Linked DNA regions of Homo sapiens: region 1 is linked to region 2. The links are chromatin loops, found by intact Hi-C in ENCODE. Cell type or tissue: sigmoid colon. All regions are shown on one strand. Links, peaks and the distances in the headings refer to the core of each region. The heading gives the core; the rest is flanking DNA. Region 1 overlaps DCLK1 (doublecortin like kinase 1). Region 2 holds the start of LOC105370163 (a long non-coding RNA gene).

Region 1 (17,323 bases), core at 5,119-13,118, 79 kb before region 2:
GGCGAAACCCTGTTTCTACAAAAATTAGCTGGGCATGGTGGTGCACGCCTGCAGTCCTAGCTGTTCAGGAGGCTGAGATAGACAGATCATCTAAGCCCAGGGAAGTCAAGGGTGCAGTGAGCCCTGATTGTGCCACTGTACTTGGTCTGGGCGATAGAGCAAGACCCTGTCCCCCAAAAAAATGACTTAGAGTGTGTAGGGAGGGATAAGAATTTTTAAAATTGCCCCTTTCTCATGAAAACTTCAGATGCCCAATAAGAATATAAATAGATGTGTCATGTGAAGAGATTTATTTTGGTTCAAGGACCATAACTAGACAAGTGGTTTGGCATCCCTTTTTCTCTAAATAAGTTGACTCAAATACATTCCATCTTTATTTCTGACCTACGTGCCCTTTGAGGCACAGATTTTTGTAAATATATCACAAGTATAGTGTCCTCAGGGAAGGTCCCCCCCACGCCACCATTTTAAGAACAGCTTTGCCATTGTGTAGAACAGGTGAAAGTCAAGAGTCAGACAGAAGAGTTGACAGCACGGTTTTGAGAAAAATAAACTGCCCTAACTTTCCATTTAAAGAAAATAGCTGCTTGTGATAGAATGGTTTGGCAGACCAGATGCATTCTGAAATGAAAGTCTGTTTGTTGCTTTGATATAGAAAACAGCCTGTCAAACTCGACCTGGAATACATGTCTTTTTCAAACCAGCAAGCAGAGTTGGCCACAGCTTCCAAACTCTGGGGTCTCTATCTAGGCCCCAGATGGACTTGGGGCCCCTTCTCCCTGCTGGCCAGGCTGGGTGAGCTCACACAGCTGGGCTTCCCCTCCGCAACAGCCAATGCGCTCTCCACCCAGGATGCCGCAGCTACTCCTGTGCACCTGCTATGACCAGCAGGTAGACTTTCTGAGAAGTACAACAGGAAAATGCCAGAAATTCCATAATAGAGTAGGTGCACTGCCCCTTTCCTCTTGCTATTTCCCCCTTAGAATTATTTCTCAATGCCCACAGGCTGGGTGCAGTGGCTCACGCCTGTAAACCCAGGACTTTGGGAGGCCAAGGCGGGCAGATCACCTGAGGTTGGGAGTTCGAGACCAGCCTGACCAACATGGAGAAACCCCGTCTCTACTAAAAATACAAAATTAGCCAGGCATGGTGGTGCATGCCTGTAATCCCAGCTACTCAGGAGGCTTAGGCAGGAGAATGGTTGAGCCTGGGAGGCGGAGGTTGCGGTGAACCGAGATCGCACCATTGCACTCCAGCCTGGGTAACAAGAGCAAAACTCTGTCTCAAATAAATAAATAAATAAAAGAATAAAAAAGAATGCACACAGATTATATACGGAGATATGCACACAAGGGCTCACATGCAAACACACACACACACACCCCAGGACACCTTCTCCATCTTTTGTGGTTTGGCCTTCTGAAGGACCACTTCAAACTACTTAGCTGAGAACTTCACATCCCTTCCCTGGATGAATAATACCCTAACCCTTTCTTGGTGTGAAATACATTTGCTGAGTAACGATGTCCTCCCCCATTCCAAAAGAAACACATGGATATGGAAGGAAAGGGGCTCAAATAGAAAAACGATCTAAATTGAGATTTTACTTCCTTGGATGAACTTACCCCAAGACTAAATTCACACATTGACAACTGCAATTTTCCTGTTGCTTGTACAGCATGTTCTAGCGCTAATGTATTAACATTTGAATCTTTTTTTAAGTGCTCCGAGCATGATTTAGCCCAGCTTATCTGTACTTGCTAAGTGGTATTTGCACATCGATGCTTCATTTGGCCTTTTCCATAGTAGCTTCCTTAAAGGGGTGTCAGCGGTGGGTACAGACATCTTCAGAATTACTACTCTTGCCCTGCGCAGGGCTGTGCTTCATTTAAGGTGCCAAGAAGTGGCCTTTTGCCACAAGGCGGCACTTTTATTTTAACTTTCCAAATTAACCTGGCTCCCAGTGAGTTCAGGATTTAGCAATAATACATCCCTCTAATTACTGCTAGGAAATCTCCTAAGGATGTCTCTTAAGGTCCATCCTTGGAGAAGATTTGCCATTGTAGATGAGTATTTCATGGGGCCACATTGGAGCCAGATTAATATCGGAAACTGCCAGGGAGACTCCTTCCTCCCCTAAGTTTGCACATTCGGAAAATAACACCTTCCTTGTTCTAGTTCAGAATGTAACCATTTTAGCGATATCGTCATCAGTCAGTAGAATCTTAGCACCTTGGAGATGGTGGCTAGTGCACTATAGATAGAGACAAGCAGAGAGGCCAGCAGATCCTTCCCTTGCTGTCTAATTTAGAATGATGAAACAGAGGCAGGGAAAATGTCACATTGGAGACAGGAAGCTCAACATGGTTTTGCTTCTATGTTGATGACAAATGGACGAATTTGTAATCCGTAGCCATTTAAAAGTGATAGGGTTTTGTTGAGAAAGGATCACCCCATGCTTGGGAGGGACAGTGAACTCCTTGGGGATGAGCCTGATGCTGGATATCAATTCTTGTCCAACCTGCTGGCCTCAAAGCCAGTACCCCCACTCTGCTTGGCTTGTTCCTTCACCCATTCATTCCACTGCCATCCGGAGCCTCACCTTGGCCAGGCCTGCTGCGTGCTCGGGAGTCCAGATACCTGTCATCCTCTCTTTCATCTTTTCTCAGATTATTCTGTTTTTTTATCAACTAGTTCCTAACTGCTCTTGATTCTGATGTTAATAGGCGTTACCTTCAATGTCTATTGTTTTGCTTAGATGCTGAATGAATTTCCTAGGGCTGCTATAACAAAGTACCACAAACTGGGTGACTTAAAACAACAGAAATGTGTTGGCTCACAGTTCTGAAGGCAAGAAGTCCAAAATCAAGGTACTGGCAGGGCTGTGCTCCCTCTGAAGGCTCTAGGGAAGAATCCGTCCTCATCTCTTCCAAGTTTCTGATGGCTGCCAGCAATCCTTGGCTTGTGGCAGCATCATCACTCCAATCTCCACCTCCATCTTCATGTAACCTTCTCCCCTGTATGTCAGTAGAATTTCCCTCTTCTCATAAGGACACCAGTTATTGGATTAGGACCCACTCACATTCAGTATGACCTCATCTTAGTTTGGTGACATCTACAAAGACTCTATCTCCAAATAAGATTCATTCAAAGGTACCAGGATTCGGACTGGAACATATCTTTTTGGGGAACAAAATTCAACCTAAAAAAGACATTGGTGGGAGCTGTTCAAATTTTATTTGAACTTGGATTACAAGTAAACTAATGTTTATTTATTTGTTTGGATCTGTCCTTAGATACTTACCGTTATAGCATTATATTTGTTAGTAGAATACATCAACAACAGAGCTGTGGCTGCCCCTCATCTGACCCTTCACACTTAGGGTTTCTCACCTCATGGATCAGAGGAATGCTGTCAGACAGTCTGAGAATTTCAACAGTGCATTTGACAGAGCCCCTCTTGAAGTCCCTTGGACTAAGATGAAAATATATAGTAAATGGTATAGGTGGCTGTATTTTTAATTGATTTATCTTCTCTGTCCAAAAGGTACTGATTTATAGGCTGATGTCAAATGTGCCGGAGGAGATCTCTATTAGGATTGTCCCATCAGGCCCCTGAAGGAAGGGATTGTGTTTGTTTGCTGAGAGTGAACAGGTTTCACACCACAAGGTTCTGCTTTGGACTTGATATGGTTTAGCATAGTTAGAAGTGTCCTTTTGAGGCCAGGCGCAGTGGCTCATGCCTGTAATCCCAGCACTTTGGGAGGCCAAGGCGGGTGGATCACGAGGTCAGAAGAATCACGAAGTCAGGAGATCAAGACCATCCTGGCTAACACAGTGAAACCCCATCTCTACTAAAAATACAAAAAATTAGCTGGGTGTGGTGGCATGCACCTGTAGTCCCAGCTACTCGGGAGGCTGAGGCAGGAGAATCACTTGAACCCGGGAGGCGGAGGTTGCAGTGAGCCAAGATCACACCACTGCACTCCAGCCTAGGCAACAGATCAAGACTCCGTCTCAAAAAACAAAAAAAAAATGTCCTTTAGAAAACATTAAAGCCGTGTGGATTCGAACCATCAGGGAGGAGAGCTGATGTGGTCAAAGGTAGAATGAGGATCCGAAAAGGTTCTAACAGGGTGGATTGTATCTAACAAGATAAACTTTAATTCATATAAACAAAAAGAAGAGCTCTAGGGTGTGAAAGAAAGATAGAAAGAAAAAAGCCAGCCTTGCAAGCTTACTTAGGAGCAATGTCGTTTTCACAGCAGCACGTGTGAAATTTACTTTTACTTGACTGCAGGCTTAGTATGAGATGTTATGTGATATGGGTCATTTGTGTGTGGATTGTAGGGGTATCATATTTTTATACTGGAAAATGTTTTTGCCCCTCTGATTGAAGATGGTAAATATGAACTGAAACAAAACATTAAAATTTAAAAATGTGTTATTTAATATTCATAAAACTAAGTAACTGTAGAAGAAATGTAAACAAGCTTTCAGATTTTTGTATGTTTGCTGTGTTTATAATTCTGAAGTCATTAAAGCTCAAAACTGCAGGAAGACTTTTGAGACGCAGCGTGCGTGTGCGTGTGTGTGTGCGTGTGTGTATGCCCGTGCACGTGTATGTGTGCCTGTGCACGTGTGTGCATGTGTAGTGCCCGATCTCCAGGAAATACCAGTTCTGCTTCTCCCTGCACCAGACAGACGTGCCTGTAGTCCAGTGTTGTTCTTCCTGGGTATGTGATTCTAGAATGGACATTTCCTCAGCTTCTCTTATGGATCACCATGGTGTTGGGTACCCAAGATCTGCTTGGTAAATATTTCTAGAAATATTCTATTCTAACCATTTTCCTGGGACTCATGTCCCAAATAAGACAGAAGCTGTATCAGGTACCATTCACCATGGGGTTCTGATCACTTTCCCTAATTCTGGGTGATAAGAAAATAGGGCTAGAACCTATTAGGTTGCTGCAAAAGTAATCACGGCTTCTGCCATTAAAAGTAATGGCAAAAAAAAGTGATTACTTTTGCACCAACCTAATGGAATAGTAGGAACAGTATTGGAATAGTGGGATTGTGTTGAGAAGACACAGTCTCATCCAGGCTCTATGTCCTACTTTCTGTGTGGTCTCTACATCTCCAAGCCTGCTTCCTATTCCCTGAAACACATTTTTTTCCTGTGTTGTAACGGACCTCAAATGAGACAATAAATGTCAAAGCACATTCGAAACTGTGTTCCTTATTACCCAGTGAACGATGCTGGGGAATGACACCTCAGCTGAAATATACCTCCTAGTGGATTGCAGCTGGACTCAGCCATGTAGCTTCATTTGTGGGGCTTAATTGGAGGCAGATGACATCAAGATCTGCTTTTGGTGCTCTTTGGAACCAGAAAGCGATTACTACTGCTTTCTTCCACTCTTAACTTTTGTTGCTGTGGTGGAGGTGAGAGGGAATTAAGGCTCCTTTGAAGATATCCACTCTTCTCTGGAGGGAATCTCTAGAAGATTAAACTAAACCACCTGTAGAAGAACCAATCAGACTTCTAAAAGTGACAGTGTTCAGGAGTCCCAGCCCTTGGTAAATGCTTCCCTCTCTCCGTGCCCATGTTGATTTGGGTTAAAGAGACCTGATGGCCCTGCTGCTTTGTCCTGAGGCTGGTGATGCTAGGAAACCAGAAGGTTAATGGAAACACTGGAAGATGCTCACAGTCAGGACAAAGACCACACCTCCTCACAAACTAGTTTTTGAGCTACTGCTAACAAAATCCATCCATTCTTTCACTCATGCAGTCATTTATTCAATAAGCTAACTTACTATGTACCAGGCAGTGTGCTAAGCTCAAGTACCTGCAGACAGTAACACTTAGGTCAGATGTGACCCTTCATACTAACTTATTTTTTTTTTTTTTTGAGACGGACTCTTGCTGTGTCACCCAGGCTGGAGATGTGACCCTTCATACTAACTTATTTTTTTTTTTTTTGAGACAGACTCTTGCTGTGTCACCCAGGCTGGAGTGCAGTGGCGTGATCTCGGCTCACTGCAACCTCCACCTCCCAGGTTCAAGCGATTCTCCTGCCTCATCCTCCCGAGTAGCTGGGACTACAGGCACATGCCACCATGCCCGGCTAGTTTTTATATTTTTAGTAGAGACGGGTTATTGCCCTGTTGGCCAGGCTATCCATACAGACGTTTAATATTGTTTATGTGTAAAGATGTCAGGGGATCTTAGGTGCTGAACTTTGACCCAGAATATTAAATATTGCATATTATTCTAGTGGCTTTTATCTCTTACGAAACATACTGTGGTAAAATGACTAGTGATTTGCAATAGACAGACAACTCTTTGTAAATCTAAATTTTAATTGGATTATAAGGCCTGTTTACATTGCATCTGTGGGCAGATTTCTTTGAGATGGATGGTATGTGTTGGTGCTGGCATATTTTATCGTTTCAATAGATGTTAATTCTAGGAATATACAGTTTTTATTTTAAAGAAACAGTATAGGGCCGGGCATGGTGGCTCATGCCTGTGATCCCAACAGTTTGGGAGCTGAGGCAGGTGGATCACTTGAGCACAGGAGTTTAAGACCAACCTGGGCAACATGGTGAAACCCCATCTCTACAAAAAATTAACTGGGCATGGTGGAGCACACCTGTAGTTCCAGCTACTTGGCAGGCTGAGGTGGGAGGATCGCTTGAGCCCCAGAGGTTGAGGCTGCAGTGAGCAGAGATTGCGCCACTCCTGCCTGGGCAAAAGAGCGAGACTTTGTCTCAAAAAACAAATAAACAAAAGCCAAACAACTGAAAAACTAATATAGCTATCTTGTTGAATAATTCTAAGTTTTTGTGGCTCTTCATTGTCTTATGAGAAAAGGATATAAAATCTGGTATGATCATTCCCGATTGCATTGATTTGTAGAATTCAGCCTGATGTCTGAAATAGAGGGTTTGGGAGCTTTTGTCTGTTTTGTGTTCCGAATACAGGGCACATTGGCTAACGTGCTTTGCTCTCGTCAGCTAGTTCCCATTTGCCTCCAAGCAGTGGAAAGGCCACAAGGGTTTCTGGAGACGTTCCCGATCATAGCTACCTTTTAGCTCATGCATAAATATGAAATGTCCCGGAACATAGTGATAGTTCCAATTTAATCAACAGCCAAACTATGGATACATATAGAGTACTGCACCTTGGAGACAGACTCTAACTCAAGCTCCAGCTAGTTCCTTCGCTACAAATAGATAATTTTCTACTTAGAAAATCAAGGCATTGTATAACATCTGCAATCTTTTCTTTACATTTTCTCTTCCGGTCCTCACAGGCCTTCCTTTTTATTGTATTCAGTAACAGTGACATGAATTTTTGATGTGGAAAACCCTACAAAATATAGAATTATAGGTGAATCCTGGACACTAAAGGTCTTGGAGGTCATCAGCTTCCCCTCCCCTTTGATGCAGAAACCCTCTCCACAGCATCCAACAGTTGCTTCTCCATCCCCAACTGGAACCCTTTGTTGATGATGGGGTGTAAATTTAGAAAAAGGCCAATTCCACTGTCCGCTAGGGCTTTTTTTTTTTGAGACAGAGTCTCACTCTGTCACCAAGGCTGGAGTGCAGTGGCGCGATCTTGGCTCACTGAAACCTCTGCCTCCCGGGTTCAAGTGATTCTCCTGCCTCAGCCTCCCGAGTAGCTGGGACTACAGGCACGTGCCATCATGCCTGGTTAATTTTTTGAATTTTTAGTAGAGATGGGGTTTCACCGTGTTAGCCAGGATGGTCTCCATCTCCTGACCTCGTGATCCACCCGCTTTGGCCTCCCAAAGTGCTGGGATTACAGGTGTGAGCCACTGCACCTGGCCTAGTGCTCATTTTTGACAAGTTATTGAGCCCAAATTAATGTCTCCCCAGCTTGCACATAGTCCTCCTAGTTCTGGTCTCCAGAGTAACAAATACCACCCACTGCCCTCATTCTAAGGGGAGCTTCCCTCCTACCCCTTCCCTATGGTCAAAGTCACTCACTGTAAACTCCGTTATTTCTTTTCCTTCTAGACCAAAATGACGTATATCTTTCCTCATCTTCTCTCCTGTTTTCCTCAACTTTCCAAAAAATGAAGTCTCCTTTCTTTTCTAAAAATCAATGATAGTCCCTTGTCTTTGTCTTCTCTTTCTCTTTGTGACCTTGCCTCGTCAGTGTTCTGTTCCTACTGTTTCGTGGATTTTTTGTTTTACCCTATCTATAGTCTCTCTTCTTTCAGCCCACAGCCAGGCCCAGGTTCCTCCTATCCTAAAAGAGCCTCCAGTCATCTCTGTCATCTCACCAAACCACATTGCCTTTCTTTCTCTGCCAAATTGCTAAAAAATAATAATAAATAATGACTGTCCTTGAAGCCTCCACTTCTTCAACCTGATCATTTGTTATACCATTGGGTAACTGGTACATGGAACACACAAGAATTATGGGGTTTTATCAGTTTTTTTAGAAAAATTGTCTTCCCCCATCCTTTGAGGTTTATGTAAGGCTGGAAGTTCCTTTCTTGGCACTGGATGGCACCTCAGCAATCCCAAGATTTTTCTGGTCCCTCCTAAGATAGTAAAAAAGTCTGTGGACTCTTCTAGATAAAAATTGCCATCATCATATCTAGTCCTACATAATAGTCATTCAAAATGGGAGTTCCATTTCCACACCTAGCTAGATCCCAATGTAGCATGTGGTGAGTCCCCTACTCTGCAGGACAAGGGGAGGGTTGATGACTTCTCTCCTGCTCACTCCCTCCTCCCCGCTGTTTTGATCCCTCCAAGATTGGAATGGGGATGAGGTGGGTGGGGCAGGATGATGAGAAAGGAGAGGTGGAAAGTCCTTCCTTGACTATTCTGTTATAGGGTGGCTTCAAACTCTCTCGGCCAAGAACTGTGATTTTAAAGCTAACTTTCTGGGACCGGGTGCGGTGGCTCACGCCTGCAATCCCAGCACTTTGGGAGGCTGAGGCGGGCGGATCATGAGGTCAGGAGATCGAGACCATTCTGGCCAGCACAATGAAACCCCGTATCTACTAAAAATACAAAAAAAAAAATAGCCGGACATGGTGGCGGGTGCCTGTAGTCCCAGCTACTTGGGAGGCTGAGGCAGGAGAATGGCGTGAACCTGGGAGGCAGAGCTTACAGTGAGTGGAGATCGCGCCACTGCATTCCAGCCTGGGCAACAGAGAGAGACTCCGTCTCAAAAAAAAAAAAAAAAAAAAAAAAAGCTAACTTTTCTTTTGGATGTTTTAATGGGTTCTTCAGGGACTCTCACTGGGAACATTCTGCTCTTCTTTATTAATGTGGTTGATTCAGTTTCTTCCAGCTTTGGCTGAGTCTCTCTCAGTCCCTGTTTTCCAAAGCCCTCCCTATTGGCCTCAGATGCTCCTCTTGGGAAGAATTTAAATTAGTTCCACGCCACCTTGTGCCCTCAAATCCATCAGAACACTCATGCAACCTTTACCTCCAACAACAGGCCATCCAGTACAGCCAAGCCTCCTTCAGTTTTCTGCCAGAGGCTCTCGGGTGAAAGTCAAACACATAAATACCAGTCTGTTATTTGCCTCTGTCCACAGAGGACACTGATCAAGCACTTACAATCTTCCAGTGAAACCCCTATTGAGGTGAAGGGGAGCATCGCCCCTCTTTTGGAATGATGGAATTCACAGCAAGGCTCTCTCTTAAAGAATCCTTCTCATAGATCTGCTTTCTGTCTAGTAACTTAAGCCTTTTATGTCCTCAAAGTGAGTAAGAAGACTAAGGTCTAGAACTGTTTATATCTGCTTTGACATTTCTGGAATAGGATCTGTCTCACAATTCACTTTGGTATCTGATACACATCTCCTTGGAGTCTGGGTGAAATGTTCATTTTCAATCCTATTGCATTTGCAACTGGCTTCTATGCCTAACATATGTAGTAGTTCCACTAAGCAAGGATAATCTTCAAAGCACTATATTCAGTGTTCTATATTTTTCTTTTCTTCTTTATCCTTCTTGACTTCTTGGTAGCATTTGACATTTTTGATGATTCCCTCCTTGAAATTCTCTCCCCTTGACCCTTCATAGTGTCTTGCTGTCTTGGTCTTTTGCCTGTCCCCCTTTGAATACTCTTAAGCTCCTTTCAGGTTTGCTTTTCTGTCATATATCCCTTAATAATTGTTCCCTAAGATTCATTCATGTTTTTAAACTTAATTACTCTCTATTCCTAGCCAAGTTCATCTACTTTAATGGCTTTAGCAATGATGGTTCTGGTAGACAGTGATGGTGACAAATGGCAACCAGATGGTATGCAATAAGCAAAGCCTTTGAAGGATGTATAATTTTCCCAAATTTACAATTAAGGAAATTAAGGCTTGGAGATGATAAATAATTTGTTCAAGGCCACACAGATAGTATTAAAGGCAGAGGTCAAATCCAAGTTTGTCTTTGTTTGACAATATATCCTTAATCTTTAAATGTACCCCCTTTGAGGTATACATCTCTAACCCTGACTCCTCTCAGGAGCTCCAGAACCACATTTCCAACTTTCTCTTATGAACTTCCCTATGACTATTCCACAGCCACCTGAAATTCAACACATCCCACAACTGAACTCATCATCTACCTGGTCAGCTTCATTTCTTGTTCTGTGTTTCCTGGATGAGCTCATGGCATCAGCATTCTCAACACCAAGGTTGCAAAACATGGAGTCGTCTTTTACTCACCCCTCACTTTTACTCCCCATAGCCCATCTGTCCCCCTCCTTTCCAATGCTACTGCCATTATCTTAGGTCAGTTCCTCATCATCTCCCATTTAGACTCATGAAGATGCTTGAACTTTCCATCCTTGTTGCAGTTTTTCATCTCTCCACACCATGTTTGAACCCGATTAATCCTCCTGAATTGACTTACCTAGCCCTCCACTGCCTACAGACTCCTTGGCATGCTATTCTAGGGCAGTTGTAGTCTGACTGGGTTATATCTTTCTAGCTGTTCTCACCCTTTATTCCTCCTCTGCCCTCCAACCACAGTATTATTTGTTGGTCTCCCAAAAGCTATTTATTTTTGAAATATCTGCTTTTGCTCATATTGCCTCATTCATGTGGAATGCTCTTTTTCCTCTTCTCCTTCCTCACCCACCAAACTCCATCTTGTCCTTTGAGGTTCAAGTCAAACATCACCATCCTTGTAAAGCCTTTCTCCATCTACTTGGTTTCAATCAGTTACTGATTTCTCATTCTTTTTCCAGCTCTTTGCTCTTTATTATACCATTGTTGTTCATTCTGCTGTGTGTTCTGGGATTTTTTTTTAAAATGCATCTAGCTTGTGAATAATAATCACGTTTAATTATCAGGAAACCTCTGCAGTGTTGCTTTACAATAATGAAAGCGATGTTAGGAGAAGTTGAGAAACTGCCCAAGGTCGCTGTATTAATCAGGATTCTCAACAGAAACAGAACCAATAGGATACACAAACACAGACACACACACAGACATACTGATATGGTTTGGTTCTGTGTCCCCACCCAAATCTCATCTTGAATTGCACTCCCATAATTCCCACATGTTGTGGGAGGGACCCAGTGAGAGATAATTGAATCGTGGGTGCAGTTTCCCCAATACTGCTCTCATGGCAATGAATAAGTCTCATAAGATCTGATGGTTTTACCAGGGGTTTCTGCTTTTGCGTCTTCTTCACTCTCTCTTTGCCTGCTGCCTTCCATGTAAGACATTACTTGCTCCTCCTTGCCTTCTGCCATGATTGTGAGGCTTCCCCAGCGATGTGGAACTGTAAGTCCAATTAAACCTCTTTCTTTTGTAAATTGCCCAGTCTCGGGTATATCTTCATCAGCACATGAAAACAGACTAATACAGTAAATTGGTACCAGTAGAGTGGGGTGCTGCTAAGAAGATACCCAAAAATGTGGAAGCAGCTTTGAAATTGGGTAACAGGCAGAGGTTGGAACAGTTTGGAGAGCTCAGAAGACAGGAAAATGTGGGAAAGTTTGGTGATAGCGATATGGACAATAACGTCCAGGCTGAGGTGGTCTCAGATGTAGATGAGGAACTTTTTATGAACTGGAGCAAAGGTAATCTTGTTATGTTTTAGCAGAGACTGACAGCATTTTCCCCCTGACCTAGAGATTTACAGAGCTTTGAACTTGAGAGAGATGATTTAGGGTATCTGGCAGAAGAAATTTCTAAGCATCAAAGCATTCAAGAGGTGACTCAGGGGCTGTTAAAAGCACTTAAAAGGGAAACAGAGCATAAAAGTTTGAAAAATTTGCAGCTTGACAATGTGATAGAAAAGGAACTATCATTTTCTGAGGAGAAATTCAAGCCAGCTGCAGAAATTTGCATAAGTAACGAGCAGCCAAATTTTCATTCCCAAGACAATGGGGAAAATGTCTCCAGGGCATGTCAGAGGTCTTTACAGCAGCCCCTCCCATCACAAGCCTGGAGGCCTAGGAGGAAAAAGGGGTTTTGTGGCCTGGGCCCAGGGTCCCTGAGCTGTGTGCAGCCTAGGGACTTGGTGCCCTGTGTCCCAGCCACTCTAGCCATGGCTAAAAGGGGTAATGTAGAGCTCAGGCTGTGGCTTCAGATGGTGCAAGCCCCAAGTCTTGGCAGCTTCCACATGGTGTTGAGCCTGCGGGTGCACATAAGTCAAGAATTGGGGTTTGGGAACTTCTGCCGAGATGTCAGAGGGTGTATGGAAATGCCTGGATGCCCAGGCACAAGTTTACTGCAGGAGCAGGGCTCTCATGGAGAACCTCTGCTAGGGCAATGCAGAAGGGAAATGTGGGGTCAGAGCCCTCACACAGAGTCCTTACTGTGGCACTGCTTAGTGGAGCTGTGAGAAGAGGGCCACCGTCCTCCAGGCCCCAGAATGGTGGTAGATCTGCCGACAGCTTGCACCATGCACCTGGAAAAGCCGCAGACACTCAATGCCAGTCTGTGAAAGCAGCTGGGAGGGAAGCTGTACCTTGCAAAGCCACAGGGCCAGAGCTGCCGAAAACCATGGGAACCCACCTCTTGCATCAGCATGGCCTGGATGTGAGACATGAAGTCAAAGGAGATCATTTTGGAGCTTTAAGATTTGACTGTCCCACTGGATTTTGGACTTGCATAGGCCCTCTTGCCCCTCTGTTTTGGCCAATTTCTCCCATTTGGAATTGTTGTATTTACCCAGTGCCCGTACCCCCATTGTATCTAGGAAGTAACTAACTTACTTTTGATTTTACAGGCTCATAGGTAGAAGGGACTTGCCTTGTCTCAGATGAGACTTTGGACTGTGGACTTTTGAGTTAAGGCTGAAATGAGTTAAGACTTTGGGGGACTGTTGGGAAGGCATGATTGGTTTTGAAATGTGAGGACATGAGATTTGGCAGGGGCCAAGTGCAGAAAGATAGGGTTTGGCCCTGTGTCCCCACCCAAATCTCATCTTCAATTGTACTCCCATAATTCCTACATGTTGTGGGAGGGACCTGCTGGTTGGTAGTTGAGTCATGGGGGAGTTTTCCCACATACTGTTCTCATGGTAGTGAATAAGTTGCATGAGATCTGATGCTTTTGTTGGGGATTTCCACTTTTGCATCTTCCTCACTCTCTCTTTGCCTGCTGCCATCCATATAAGACGTTACTTGCTCCTCCTTGCCTTCTGCCATGATTGTGAGGCTTCCCCAGCCATGTGGAACTGTAAAGTCCAATTAAACCTCTTTCTTTTGTAAATTGCCCAGTCTCACGTATATCTTTATCAACAGTGTGAACATGGACTAATACACATACACACACAGAAATAGACGAAAGATATACTTATAAGGAAATGGCTTGTGTTATTATGGAGGCTGAGAAGTCCCACAACCTGTGGTTTATAAGCTGGTGACCCAGGAAAGCCAGTGTTACAGTTCAGTCTGAGAATAAGGACCTGAGACCTGGAGGAGCCAATGATGAAAGTCCCAGTCCAAGGTCAGGAGAAGATGAAATCAGATGTTCCAGCTCAAGCAGTGAGACAGAAGGAAAAAGGTAAATTTCTCCTTCATCTACCTTTTGTTCTGTTCAGGCTTTCGTGGATTGGATGAGGCCTACCTACGTTGGAGAGGGTAGTCTACCTTATGGAGTCCACTGATTCTAATGCTAATTTCACCCAGAAGCATCCTCACAGACACACCCCAAAATAATGTTTAATCTGGGCACCCTGTGGCGCATTCAATTTGACACATAAAATTAACCATCACAGTTACATACCCAGTGGGTAACAGAGTTGGAATTAAAACTGAGGATCCTGGACACTTTGTACTTTATCTTACTTTATTGTAAGTGCCTTGAGATTGGTCCTGTGTATCATTAAAACATATATCCCACAGTACATATCAGGGTACCATGAATGTAGTAACAGCTCAGGAAATATTAGCTGAATTATTAGATGCAGAAGGAATCTACTCCATCTGTCAATCATCAGATGCTGAGGACTATAGCCTGGTACTTCCCAAAAGCTTCTTTTCCAGACAAAGTTTCCTCAGCTGTTTCTTTTAAGACTACCCCACTATCCTGGTTGCACTTCTCTTGATATCCAATACTAGATATTGATCAGCAATATCCTCCCTAAAATGGCACCTAGAACAGAACATAGTATTCCTTGGGGGCTTCAAAGAGCATTGAGAATATAAACTTATTTGATAGAGGCAACAAACTTGTCCAAATACAGCCTAAGCATGATTAAGGTTTCTTTTAACAATTGCCAAACCATGCAGGCTCATGGTTAGCTTTTGGCCAGCTGAACTCTCTGGGGCTTTCTGACGTGATGTCAAGCCAGCTTCTACTTGTTTAATTGAATATTTGAACCTCCTTGTAGTGCTTTAATTGTATTCATGCCAGATAGCATCTTATTAATTTTAGTCATTAATTCTGGCCATTTAAGAACTTTAAGCATCCAAATTCTGCTTGAGGATAAATAATAGCAGAGAGTTGAAAAGAGGTCTGATTTCCAGGCCCTTGTTTTTCCCAACTGAGTTACGCTGCTAGAGGCCTGCCTAGCCAAAGACCAACAGCATAGCTGCCTGGAAACTCTGATAAAATGAAAACAAATGAAAAGGTATGCTAACACTCACATTTCCTTGTGGGAAACAACGTAAGGGAGCCTCAGATTCAATGCCTAGCTTTGTCTGGGTGATTGTCTGCAGCTGGTTAACAAACAGTTAAAAGATAAACGTAAACACATTAAAATGTTAAAGAGTTTATTTAAACAGACAGCAATTCATGAATTGGGCAGCACCAAACCAAAAGCTCTTTGGCCTCCAACAGAGTGACATGAGAAGAGGCTTTTATAAGGTGAACATTGACTCAAGGCAAAGAAAATGTTTGACTCATTGAAGTGGAGCAGTATCCTTATTTAGGTTATTCTAGTGGAAAGTCCCTGGTTAAAGATTGGTTAGCAGTTTCTGATGGGTTATGCTTAAGTTTCATTTTACCTTTCACACTGAGTTGTATTTCAGCTTGCTTATGTAGGAAGCCAAGATGCTGGAATCATCTCAGTCTAATGGGGTCCCAATTAATTTCTTTTGTTTTTGCTTTGTTTTTTTTGTTTTTGTTTGTTTTTGTTTGTTTGTTTGTTTGAGATGGAGTCTTGCTCTATCACCCAGGCTGGAGTGCAGTGACATGATCTCAGCTCACTGCAACCTCCTCTCCTGGGTTCAAACGATTCTTCTGCCTCAGTCTCTTGAGTAGCTGGGACTACCAGTGTGCACCACCATGCCTGGCTAATCCAATTAATTTCTTTTTAACAAGTCCTACAGAGGAAGACAACAGATTGTTTTGTCCCTTACACTGACCCACACATACCCCTGAGTACAGGAGGGAACTTCAGGACTTTCCTTTCAGTGTGGGTCCACAGGGCATAGGAACTTATGTTTTTGTTCCTATTTGAAATATGCCCATTTGTTTTCCCACACCAAACATGTACTAGTTAAGAGCCTACTGCATGTCAAGTATTCTTGGGTTTAAACAAAAACGTTCTGGAAAGTTAAATATCTACTTCAGGGTTTAAACAAAAATGTTCTGGAAAGTTAAATATCTACTTCAGGAAAGCAGATGAAGTGAAAATCCCTGTGGAAAATAGTATATGTGATGTGAAGGTGATTTTAAAATCTAGCTTCAAAATTGGGTAATAATTTGATACATGTGTATATAGGCTGTCTTTATAGCTTTTTATTTTTGTAAGTGTTCTAAATGACTAAAATATAATAAGATACTGATACTCTATGGCTCTTCACTACCTGAAGCTAAGTTTTTCTCTCTTAACACCTCTGGAAAATAAACACATAGATAAGCTTTTAGTAAAAAAAAAAAAAAGAAAAAAAATGATTGTGTGGGTGACATCTTCATTTTTCAATAGGCTGAATCACTGTGAAATCATGAGTCTCACTTTTCCTGAAGACCTAAAACAGATATGAAAGGAAGTGTGGTTCTCTAAGTTCATATCACTCCTAGTCAAATAATCAGAGGACACAGCTGAAGAAAAGTGGCAGTGCTGTCAGGAAGTGCCAGCAAATGGACAAGAAGAATCCATACATGTTTGCTTAGAGTAGGGGAATGAGGAAAGGCAAATCTTTGCCAGCAGAGCAGGATGAAACTAGCATCATCTTGCTCAAAGATAAAAATCAGCCTCTATGTTTAGTTATGAAAGCACTCCAGGGCCAACTGAGCCAGTGATTGCCTTTTGTCCACTAAAGGACAGCCTAACAATATGGCAGTGGGGACATCCCACAAATCTGACCACAGAGCTCCCTGCCCAACTATTGAGAACCGAGGTTATAAAGCTTTTGAATTTATTAGCTCTGGAGAAAGAAAAATCTGCTTTTATAGATTTGCCCCTCAACTTTAAAGTTAACATAGCCAAATTTATGTTTTCATACCTTTTTTTATTTGTTTGTTTCACACTTGACAGCCTTTCAACAGAATTTTCCTGAGAATACCATTAGAAGTTAGAAGATTAGTATAAGCTTTTTAAAAAGTGTTTAGAACTTTGGGAGGCCGAGGCAGGTGGATCACGGGGTCAGGAGATCAAGACCATCCTGGTTAACATGGTGAAACCCCATCTCTACTAAAAATACAAGAAATTAGCCAGGCGTGGTGGTGGGCGCCTGTAGTCCCAGCTACTTGGGAGGCTGAGGCAGGAGAATGGCATGAACCTGGGAGGCGGAGCTTGCAGTGAGCTGAGATCATGCCACTGCACTCCAGTCTGGGTGACAGAGTGAGACTCTGTCTCAAAAAATAAAGTGTATAGAAAAGTGAGCTGCTTCTTGCTCAAGTGAGATATAAAATGTCACCATATG
Region 2 (12,381 bases), core at 1,632-9,631:
GGGCAAACATTTGAAAGAAGGAAAACCCAAATGGCTCAGTTAATGAGCATCTACCATGACGAAGCACCATTCTGAACACCCAGCCTTAAAACTTACTTCTATGTTACTCCAGAAATCCTGAAGTCTTTTTATTCATGCTATTTAAATTTTACTTTTTTACAGTTCTATAAAAATATTTTATGCAACATATGCAGATAAGAATCAAAGCTGAGGAAGTGAAGAGAATTCTAATCAGCTCACTACTAGTCCAGTTTGTCAAATTCTTTTGATTTATATCAAACACCTTCAAAGGCAGATTGCCAGCTATTAATTTTGAGTTCAGTCTTTTCCTTTAGTGTAGAGAATTCAGCCTTATACAGTCTATGGAGAATCTTTTTTGCTTTGGAGCTCCAAGGAAATTGTTGAGAACAAAATGCATCAAGAAAATCGAGAGGTTGGTGATTCATCCCTTGTGTCTTTGGAATTTCTGGCTGCATGTAAGGCTCATCCCTCCTTCCATTTCTCCTTTCTCTGCACCCACCAATTCTTCCTAGTGTTCACCCCAGCAGAACCTCCAAAGATACTCTTCAAAGCCTTTAACCATTATCTTGACTTACTGTCTACTTGGGGGCAGCAACCTACATCAACTGCTTGTATAAATTTCTCACAGTTAATGCCCCAGGTTAATTAAATATTTCCTGAGTATCTACTGTGTTCCAGACATGCATTAGGTCCCAAGGGTGCAAAGATGATTAAACCACAGTCCTTGCCTTCAAGTTGCTTATATTATAGTAGGGAGAGAAACATATACAGCCATGTGTTGCTTGATGATGGGGATGTGTTCCAAGAAATGTGTTATTAGGCAATTTTGCCATTGTGTGAACATCCTAGAGTGTACATACACAAACCTAGATGGTATAGCCTGCTACACACATGGCTATGTGGTATGGCCTATTGCTCCTAGGCTATAAACCTATACAGTATGTTATTGTACTGAATATCCTAGCAATTGTAAGCAATGATAAGCATTTGCACATCTCAACAGGTGTAAACATAGAAAAGGTGCAGTGAAAATACAGAATTGTAATCTTGTGGGACCACCATCGGATATATGGTCCCTTGTTGACCAAAACATTGTTTTGTGGTACTTGACTGTATGCATGTAACTATAATAGTGTAATAAGTGCTGTGATGACCTAGAGGAAACAGGTTAGATCTCATTAATAGGGTCAGAAAGCTCTTCCAAGAGAAAAGGATTTATAAATTTGGATGTAAAAAAGGGCCAGGAGGACATTCCCTCCCAGTGTGAGCTAAGGCACAAAGACATTAAACTATATGGCATAGTTAGGGAATAGTTGCTTGTTCAATAAAAATGCAGGATAGAATTCTAAGAAAGAGTTGGAAAGATGGTGGTAGCCCCGTTGGTTGTGGTCAAATTGCACAGGGTCGTGGAAGTATGTTTGTGCTGTAGATTGTAGGTATTATGAAGTGAAAGGGGATTTTTCACAGTGCCATGAAAGATCGCAGTTGAGTTTTGGAAACAGTGGCATGGCGGTGGAAAAAATTGCTACACATGAAAGGCCAAGGGCCAGGAAGGCTCTATGAGGCCATTGTAGTCATCCTGGAATGAAATTGTCAAGACAGAACCGAAAGAGCTGGGGGAGACCTCAAAGGGAAATGAAACCAGAAATTTAACTGGATGTGAGGCTAGAAGAAGAGAGAGGGATCAGAGATAGGAAGCAGGTTTGTTGGATGAGGAGAGGTAAGGAATGAGTTTCGTTTTAGACATGTGGAGTGTGAGGCGATTTGGAAATGTCTGTAAGCAATTGGAAATAAATAACTGTTCTAAGTCAGGAGATCTGCGCTAACAATATATATTTGGGAGACCCTGGTATATTGTAGTGATTTGAATAATAGAAACATAAGGTACCTCCCCGCTGCCTCAACAAGAGATTTGTAAAGATGAAAATGGAACCATGCATGGGGGAGGGAAGTCTGCATTTCTTTTTTTTTTTTTTTTTTTTTTTTGAGACGGAGTCTCGCTCTGTCACCCAGGCTGGAGTGCGGTGGGCGCAATCTCCGCTCACTGCTAGCTCCGCCTCCTGGGTTCATGCCATTCTCCCGCCTCAGCCTTCGAGTAGCTGGGACTACAGGTGCCCGCCACCACGCCTGGCTAATTTTTTGTATTTTTTTTTTTTAGTAGAGACGGGGTTTCACTATGTTATCCAGGGTGGTCTCGATCTTCTGACCTCGTGATCTACCTGCCTCGGCCTCCCAAAGTGCTGGGATTTCAGGCGTGAGCCACTGTGCCTGGCCAGAAGTCTGCATTTCTAAGAGCAATCAGCAGAAGCAGGGAAGAACAGTAAGAGTACAGGGACAGAAGTCAAAGGGGCAGAAAGTTTTGAGATGAAGGACGGGGCAGAAATGCTTGATGTTGAGATGTCAGGTAGCATGAGAACTGAATGGGGATCGTAGGATTCAGCAGTGAGGACACCACTGTGGCCTATGAAGGAATGGGCAATACCAGATGGCAGGGGGACCTGGTCTGGGAGTGTGATTTTTGGTGGTCACCGTGGGTCCTTTCCCAGGCTGGCTCCAGGCTTTACTCTAGCGGGAGCTGTCCTGCAGCGATTGGTTGGTAGGGATCAACCCCAGGACCCTCATCCACCCTGACCCTTGGTGCTTGTGGTCCCCAATTCCCCTATCATGACCATAGCCTGTTCTTGGATCCCAGCTGATAGGGATCAGATCCAAAAATTTCCTAATTTTACATCACAGGACTCTAGTTGGTCTTTTTTTATTGTTTAATTAAATTTTTTTTCTTGTACCCCAAATCATCACCAACTCTTTTCTCTCCACCCTGTCCACACTCAGTGGGTCACCATTCTCCCTATGGTGATGCCATTGCTGGCTGGTGTCCTCCCACTTTATCTTACATCTGCCCTGGGCACCAATGTCCAACCTGCTGCCATCACCTGTTGTGTGCCAAATAAAGTCTGAACTTGTTCTCAAGTGAAGGACATCTTCCTTTCCACTCATGTCCCCCATTTCTTCTCTGGACCCATGCTCCATCCTAGAAACAAATTTAAATTGTCCCCAGCTTGGGCTTTTCCACCTCATCCCTTTATTCCTCTCACTTGGCCTAGCTAGAATGTCTTCCTCTGTCTCTTCAGCTGTCTAAAGCCCACTCACCCAATTTGGCCCTGCAGACCTCTGCCACTTTCCCGGATCACCTCGCTGTCCAGGGTCTTCCCCAGCCCTGCAGTACTGCAGCAGCTGATTCACAGATGACACGTTGCACCACCTTGCTCAGTTGTAAAGTCTGAGAGCAGGGGTTCTTTGTGCATTCTACAGTGACTGTGAGTTCATGGTAACTACTGGGTAAATGTTGACCACATGAATGAATTGAGAAACACTAGGAGCTGTTGCCTAAATTTCCTGAGGTTTGGAGCCTTTGTAAGTATTTATTTAAAAAATTAATTCACAGAGCTGTGTCCCTGTCTCCCTCTCCTCTGTTCCTGGGGCCCCTCCTTCCCATTATTCTCAGTAGATGGTTTCTTTGAATTGGACCCATTGTCTCAGTTCAAGAAGAGGAAACAGACATGGAGAAAATCAGAGCTCCACCTCACCTATGAGGTGAGCACCCAAGAAGCTAAAATTAGGGAAAAAGTACGTCTTCTTCCCTCTGTTAGGTAGTTGTCTCTTTTCTCTTGGTCTCAACTGATTCCCTATGCACCCCCCACCCCCTGCATTTTTTTTCCTTCTCAATAATGTGGCAAGCAAGGAACAAAAGCTGAGAAAGAGATTTTAGGGAATGAACAGCCTACACCATGATTAGGGAGTAAAGGAGAGTCTAAGGCAGGAAGCCAGATCTCCCTGGCAGCGTGCCTGAATCGCCACCCCCAAACCCAAGGACACACACATATATGCAAACACATTCTCTCCCCAAATCTTGACAAGTGCAGCACCAGAAATAAATGAGCCTCCTTAAGTGCTAAAAGAAGACAGGGAAACAGTAAGGTGGATTTCACGTCCAAAAAGTTGCACATCTTTTAATTAGATAGTCTCGCTTGGAGATTTCTCTAACTTCAGAACCAATTTGAGACACTTACTAACATTCAGCTTTCACTTGGTGTCTGAGACTTTTAGGAACGCGACTGCAAAAAGAAGTGTTAACCTACATATGCGTGGAAAGTCATTTAAAAGGGCAATGAATTTGTAAATTAAGCCAAGTATTTCCAAATTCTAGATTTTTTAAAGTAACTTTGATGTTTAATCATAAGCATCTTGGGGACAGGGAGCAATAAGAATCTAGCATGTACTAAGTGTACACTACGTGTGCTGATAGGTTGATATCTAGGGCCCTGGACTCGTGGCTCCAGTTAGTGAAGAAGAGTTGGTTCACCTGTCTGAAATGATGAAGGAAAAGGTGGATCTGCACACTTCCTGAGGAGTATTATTCAACAATGCGCTGTGACCGGTATATGCTGTTGGATCCCTGACAGGCTTAGGTGACAGCTGAGTCGAAATAAAGGAGGGTCATGTACCGTCGGGAGGGATAGAAGTCAGCTCTGCAGTGAGATTTCTTCCACAGCTCTTTGGTGGCCAGTGATGTTAATTGGTCATCATGGTATCAGTGAATGATCCATTTTGAAGTTGAGCACTTCTCATTCAAGGGTAACAAGCACAGCAAAGGATGACATTTCCTATTTTTTAAAATAAGAAAATGTACCTATACAGATAAAAGCAAAGGAGACCAGAACTGGGTAAAGGCAGCGGTTCTAATGAGTTCTTTACTAATTCAGAGTTTAGTGGATTCAGATTGAAATAATTAATTGTTCAGCCCTGCTTGGCTGTTTAACAACAACCGTGTTAGTTTAATTGTTCCCATTCAAGATAAAGAATTGTGTAATAAGGGCCTCTGAAAAAATAATGCCATTTTAAGTTGAATTTTAATAAGTTCTATTAAATAAGTCACAAAGCCTTGTTATGGCACTTAGAAACTTCTGGCATTACAGAGTAAAAACCAAGTGTACTCAGTACATGTGTCAAACTTATTTATGAAAGAAAATTATTTATCCCAGCAGTGATTCAACAAGAAGGTGTGTAATGCTTTCTGGATGTCAAGAACCATTTTAAGAAGTTGCTAATGCTCTTCTGTATGGCCAAGAGGAAGAGTCTGAACAGAGCTCTGACCCTAAGAGTACATGCTGTTCCCAATGTTCAGACAAGTTGTGTTCCAAAAGCATTTGATTGTAAATGACTTGTCTGGCACTTGAGTTTCATTTTTCTAGAGATGGCGATGCAAATAGAAGCACTGAGCCCAGTGGTTTTATTAGGTTGGTGCAAAAGTAATTGCAGTTTTTGCTTTACTTTTAATGGCAAAAACCACAATTACCATTGCAATAACCTTGCCTAAAGGAGGCAGATCCGAGTGTCCCGGTGGTAGAGAGAGAAGCCTAGGCATCCTCAGCCCTGCAGATGCTAGGAGGGTTCTGGACATGCCCTGAGGTGCCAGGACCAGCCACTCATGGGAAAAGTGCAAAGTTTTTTGAGTAAGACCTAAATGAAATCCAGCTTTAACTCTGCCATCTTCCAGCTGTTTGTCTTTGGACAAGTTACCTGACTAAACATGTTTCTTCATCTAAAACAGAAAACATTGCACCAACTTACATGGCAGAACTGATGTTACCTAAGGTGCTTCCGTTCAAAGTGTCCAAACTCTCTGTCCTTGCAAACATGCTCCCTTTTGGCCTTAATCTTCTACAGCCAATCAATTACCAGGTTCTATAGTTTTTACCTCTTACATTTCTCTGGAACGTTTCCGTTTACCTCCACCCCATGACACTACCCTAGATCAGCCACGTCAGCATCTCTACCATAGGACCCTTAAATGTGCCCCACTCTCTCCTACCTTGACATTCTCCTTGCACCCAGTATTGTTTCCCTCTAATCCATTCTTGACAGGGCAAGAGCTGGAGAGCATTTTCAAATGCAAGCCTGATCCTGTGGCGCCTGCTTAAAATCTTTGTTTTTGTTTTTGTTTTTCTTCTCATTGCCCTTTGGATAAAAACCAAACTCCCTAACATGAATTTTAAAGCACTACTCACTATGCGGCCCCTGCCTCCATCTCATTCCTGACATTCCTCCGCCTCCAACCCCACATACTTGCTTTACTTAGTTATTTAAGTCTCTTCAGTGTACCACACTGGCCTCCTTTCTCGTATCCAGCCCTGAAACAGGAGATCCCTGGGCTGAGGACACTTTTCCTTCATTGTGCCCCCCTTGCTTCACCAGGCTAACTTCTGTATCCACTGCCCTCTGTGAAGGGCGTAGGCCAACTCTCACTGTTGGTTATTAGGATTCCAATTGCAACACCCAATACTTCTGTTAATGGCTGTTGTGATACCTCGGTTCTTGTCTTCTTAGTTTAAAAGAATTTAAACAAAAGACACACAGCAAAGGAGATGCGGCAGAGAGTCATTCACTGCAAAAGGAAAAGAGTATTTTGAAAGTTAGATGCAGAATAGACAGTATACCCTGAGAGAGAGAGTTCAGGGTGGGCTGCTTGCAAGGGTGAGGCAGTGTTGATTATTGCTAGAGAAACCCCCTTTGTGGGAGTCTTACATGATAATTCATAAGGAGTTGGGAAGAGGTGTTGCTAGTAAGCATGTTCTGGGTGGTCCTCTGGGTGCACATGCACTGTAGCTGTATGTTTGTGTTCATATATCACATGTCTCATTAGCATCTTAAATCTCCACCCAGGGGTGTGTTTTTTACTATAAATGAGCAAAGGGTCAGTTTGATGACAATTAAAATCAAAATGCACATGCCCTAGAGAAGGGACAGTCCCTCCTGAAGATAGCTTTGCTTAAATGAGCTCATTTATGATGTGAATGCCAAGGCTTATTGTGTTGGCTGTGAGGTCACCACCAATGCTGCATCCCGAGAACATGGTCACTTCCTTGACTAACTATCCTGCCTCACTTCCCCTCTCAAAATACTTTATTGTAATTCTAGCTTAGTTCTCTGGTTTACCTGTAGGTTAAAGGGCTGGCACAGTAAGGCAAGGTAGTAGTAAGACTGCAGGTTTTGAACTGCCTAGGTTAGATTTTAGGCTCTGCTCCATATTTGCTTGTGAAATGACTCATCATCTGTAAGCCTCAATTTCCTCACCTGTAAAATGGGTGGAAATGATGCTGCCAATCTTATAGAGTTATTCTGTGAGTTAAATGATGTAATATATATACATACTGATGCACACAGATGCATATATGTTCATATATAAAAGGTCTAAGTGCATTGACTGGTGCATAAAAATGCCTTCAATAAAAATAAATGTCTTTCAAAAAATGCCTTAAAAATACACATACAATGGATACTTACTAAATACTTACAGGCTTTTATTGTTTTGTTTTGCTTTTTAAAGCAAGGTATTCCTGAGACTGTTTTCTTGTGAGCCCTTTGTCTCTTTTTCTTCATTTTCCATTAGCTGGATAAGATCAGAGTCTCAAAGTGAAAAGTGTTAACACTGTGTTTGCTTCCCTATTTGCTCATTTTTTCCCTCCAATCTATGTAGCCTTTACGTATGACATAAAGATGTGCAGTAGAATGCGGGTGGGTAAAGAAAATATTATATTCACAAAATGTGTTCTCCAGCCAACCAGTAAGGCATCCCTTTCTTACTAGTTATAGGCTCTGCTTCTGCCCTTGTCTTTAATCCTTTTCTATTTCTGAGCCCCTTCCTTAGAGGCTACTGGCTGAGGAAGTCTAATGTGATGAGGTCCGAGCGTGAAGTTCACTCAGCAAAGACAGGATGGTGGCATGCAAGCAAATTAAAGCATTCTCAGCTTTCCAGTTCACTCTCTCTGCAAACAAACAAACAAAAATTCATAGCTTTTTAGGTTTCTATTTTTAGGAGTTGCCAAATACATTTCAAAAGCAAAACTACAAATTAATGCAGCATGGGGTATGTGACATTTTTTAAGGTCTTTGGAGGAGATGACAAAACAAGGAGCTTCCCACTTTCCAGGGTTGTAAGTTTTTGGGAAAACATCAAGTGCGAAAAATCAATAAACATCCTACCTTGCCACTGAATTGTGTGAGGGTTTCCTGATTACCTGGTAGTCACCAGGCTTTAGAAGAGTTATTGTCATTTCGATTTTCAGATGAGTCACTGGATCTCTTGCCCCCAGGGCCACTTCATTATGATTCAGTGCAAAGTACTGACAGCACTGGGGCTTCCGGAAGGGAGTGGTGTCGGGATGGGGGTTGCTGTTGGCAAGAGGCTTAATTGACACCTTTGATGTAGCCTAAGACAGAACCTGCACCTCCCACTGCTGCTTGGGAGACGTCAGCTTTACGCAGAAAAGGCATCTGCTGATGAATCCTGCATCTCATTCAGCCTGCTCTGGGAGCAGCCTTAGCCATCCTTAAACTCATCCAACCGATTCCCATTTCCGCGGGTGCTTGGCTTAGTGCTGAGACGGGATTCCGCCGTTGGTATTCAGGTCCAACACTAAGACTGTGTCCATGTTAGAACTCATAGAAGGTAAGTGAAATGCATTGCTGCTCTCCCTTGTGGAAAGCATTTATTTTGCACCCTCAAGAATCTATGTGTCTCCTGGTTAATTCTACTTCACTGACTGTGGGGCTGTAATGCCATTTTTACAGGTAAAATAGAGGTGACCTGATACATCTTTATAAAACCATGTCTTTAAGTGTTTCATCTGTTGTTAGAGATGATGTTACTTAGAGAAAAGAATGGCTTACTTGAGTTCTGTGGCTTTAGTTCAGTTTAGTGAAAATGTGCATAAAACTCTTGAGAACTGGGTAGAATTCCAGTGATTTGAACTTGTTAGCAGTTTTTCTTTTCAAAGGCAGCAAAGAGAAACTGTGAGGAGTTTCTCAGCGTCTGTGGCCAATGACTGTCCTGTTCAAGGCAGGTCCATCACAATCAGCCTAGGGGGATGGACAAGACACAGGTGGATGCAGGACATTTTTCTAGAAGTGAGTTATTAATTATACAAATACAGTGATCTATTTATCAGGTCACTGGAATGTCACTGGTGATCTGTGCTTATATTTATTCCTGCTGGGTAGTACTAGGTAGCTAAACTGAAGAGTTAAGGATTAATCTCATTGAAAATGTCTCAGGACCATACATTCCTAAAGTCCCTGCTGGCACAGTTAAAGACATCATTAATACATTCATCAGGAAAGTTGTGAAAGGTACATCTTAAAAAATAATTCTGTAACCTGCTGCTCTATGAAACACAGGATTTACAAAACTGTGACTCTCTGAAGGTTACTTCCCCAAAGCTGTTCCTCAGTGTACATATGGAAGGGTGTCTAGAGTTCTAGTAGATGGCTCTCTATATAATTGTTTATTTCTTGCAGAAGATGATTTGTCATGAAAATTATTTAACGTGCCATTTTTCTCTGTGTGTGATTCTTTGTATTTCTAGTTAATGGAACCCCTGGTAGTCAGCTCTCTACTCCGCGCTCAGGCAAGTCGCCAAGCCCATCACCCACCAGCCCAGGAAGCCTGCGGAAGCAGAGGGTAAGGAAATAAGCAAGCTGCTTGTTTCAGACCTGTCTCAGCCTTGGTGCAGACAGGTACAGGTGCCAGCAAATCGTGCTGCTCGTCTCTAGGCGATATCTAAGCTAGAACAGGAGGTGACCAATGAGGGGTTGCTTATTGCTTTGGTTTAGCTAGAACTCAGGGCTTTTAGCTTCTCTGTAACCTTGTCCAAATCTTAACTCTGAGAAGAATGCACCTTTGCTACTTCACTTTTACATACTCTCCTCTTTCTGTTCTGAATGCACAGGCTTTATTAGCACTAGTTTGTAAGCCTTCTTAGTTGTGATGAGTTTGATTAGATATCACCATTAAGGGAAAGAAGAAGTGCTGTGAATGGAGGGGAGGGCCCTGGTGGAAAATTGCTTATGGTATGGATGGGGCCCCAGAGCAGCAGAGGGTCCATGAGGTAGGGGATGGGAACCTATGACACGTGCTTTTGTGGATGAAACCCACATTGAGCACCTTTTCATCACTACTTGCATTTATGGAGAATTTGGCTGAGCTTGGAGACCACAGTGAAAAAGTTACTGGAAACTGTTAGCTTCTCCACCCTAAGGAAGAGGGTGAGGGTTAGTGCTTCTTTCAGGATGGAGAGACTACTGTTCTTATCCTGTCACAACCTGTACTGTTTGTCTTTTCCAGTAATACCAAGGCAAAAATAAAAGTAGTGGGAAGGGGGCAAAGGGGGAGGTACAATGCCAAAAACGGAAGGCCCTTTATGGTCCTGATTTCAGACGCAAGGTGGGGGGAATGTACGCTCCTAGGAGGTTTCATGATGGTGCTCACTGAACACTTTAATAAGCGAGAACTCCTTGCAGTCTACTGCACTCAAACACAAGATTCTTGAGTTTAGTTTCTTTTATTATGTGTTTTAAAACAAAACTTCTGAGTTCCACAAAATTACGTGTCATCCAGGATGGAAGGCCCTCTCTTCAAGATTTCTGCACAGGTTGTGTCTTTAGGCTGCCAGACGTCTAAGAGTGCGGGGCGGGGAGATTCAGTTGGTTCCCATCTCCTTTGGAGCCTGTTGCACCAAATATCAAGTTTGGTTATCTTTCTTCACTGATTCACCTGGCATCAGGTGGAACTTGTTTTGAGCGTTTGATGAAGCCTGGGATTTGACGCCAGCTTGTCCACTAAATGGCCGTGGTATCTTAGATAAGCCTATTATCTTTTCTGGGTCTCCATTGGAAACACAAAACAAAACAAGGAGCCTCTTTCCAGATAGAAAGCCCAATAATTCCATTCTACCTCCATTTGAGTGTTTTCACTATGGTTTCTTCTTGGCCACAGTCTAATTTGGAATTTTAAGGTGTTGGAATCATTTGTGAACAACTCCAAGAATTGGCCAAATTTATTTACTCTCCTAAAGGCCTGTCCTTGAGTGAAGGAAGAGCTGGTCGGTCATTCTTTTCTTGTGAACATCACCCAGTGAGGCGTCAATCTATAGGGACCGCCATTGGATACAGAGCAGGAAGGGCCCTCTTTCTGAGAACATTCTGTCTCTTAGAGTGTATGCTTTGGAGAGTACACCTAGCATAGAAATCTGTCTTTATTCTTTGAGCTAATTAAACTCAGATTAAAGATTTATTGGTGTCGTTTATGCTTAGTTGTTGACATTAAGAGTGATTGGGAATTCCCGCTGCAAATGGGAGCTCCTCTCCTTGCTTATTTATTGAGGAGACCTCCAGCTTAGGGATGTAAAGCTGTGCTCAGATGTCCCTTTCTTGGCAGAATGGGGCTAGAATTCGCTTCTTCTGCTTTCTGTATTTCCACTTCAGTATGATTTTGTCCAACTGAGGCAGAAAATTTCCATTCAGCTCTGTGGCTATTGGCTTATATAATTAACATTTCCAGCACTTGGGGAATGATTATAAGATATGGCTTTCTTATAGATTCTTCATTTTACCATTTAAACGATCAGTGCAAACACCATACTTGAGAGAAAAAAACAATCCCATTTGTTTTAGGAGGACAAAGGGTTTATACCATCTGAAAACATTTATTGAGCACATGTTGTGAGGCAGGGCACTGGGTATATTCTAAGATGGTTCCATTTCCAAGCTTTTGAATTTAGGCCATAAATGAACCTCCCCATCCATGTGCTGTGTCAGTGCATGAAGGCATTCCCAGATGCTTTAGCCAGAGGAGCTTTCATCTTGGCATATAGGCAACTGCATCAAATAATCCCTCCCAGTTAAAATGGGCCTAGAAGATCCCTAAAAACTGATCCTGTTTCAAATTTGGTTAATGGTCTTCTCAAATGATTGGCTATACTCCTATGCAGGAAATACTGAAATAAGTGAAAGATGGCATGTGCTAAAAGAAGACACTTCAAAGAATAAATTAACTCTTTTTACTGCAGATTGGAAAACAGTAGCTACTTCTATTTTTTCCTTCTGTGTTGCCTAGCAACATGGCCAAGAAAATGAGTTGACTGCCCCCACCCCAACACACACACACACACACACACACACACACATACACACACATGCACACACGCGCGCCTTGCCCCCATTTTAAAATACAGGAACATGAGCTGTTTTCTCAAAAGGAAGGTTGAGACATTTGACTGGTTTCTTTACAAATAGGAAAATCTAGTTTTTACTTATATTAATTACAAAATTTGATCAGCTTTCTTTCTTCTGTTAAAATCACATTTTTATGTTACCTCTTTTGACATTTTGGAATACTCTTATACAATGAAAACCTGCATGCCAGACATTTCTCTTCATAAGCATATTCGTGGCAATGTACCAAGTAACCTATTTTTCCGAAGCAGAGTTATTTAAGTTGCTGTCTACAGGCATTTGACTGGT

Evidence for each region. Peaks named below come from ENCODE experiments on the same cell type or tissue, not always from the same donor. Only the 100,000 strongest peaks of a DNase experiment are listed, where the experiment ranks them.
Region 1: it touches region 2 in a loop (5-fold over the local background); 3 of 110 quality-filtered maps call a loop at or near these places.

What each region holds. Positions count from the first base shown.
Region 1 is chr13:35,928,881-35,946,203 of GRCh38, reverse strand. The region is part of intron 4 of DCLK1 (doublecortin like kinase 1); the gene reads left to right. Among named protein-coding and RNA genes, the nearest start is that of DCLK1, 190 kb to the left of the region's middle. In sigmoid colon, for the core only: no CTCF peak of the experiment used is centred there; a DNase peak (open chromatin) is centred at 9,463.
Region 2 is chr13:35,851,659-35,864,039 of GRCh38, reverse strand. DCLK1 (doublecortin like kinase 1) reads left to right here. Exons shown (of 17, transcript NM_001330071.2): 6 at 9,447-9,541. It overlaps LOC105370163 (a long non-coding RNA gene), which reads right to left and starts at 5,975. Exons shown (of 3, transcript XR_941855.3): 1 at 5,894-5,975. RefSeq lists enhancers at 4,943-5,482, 6,025-6,564, 7,299-8,171, 7,516-8,715, 8,172-9,045. In sigmoid colon, for the core only: no CTCF peak of the experiment used is centred there; a DNase peak (open chromatin) is centred at 5,161.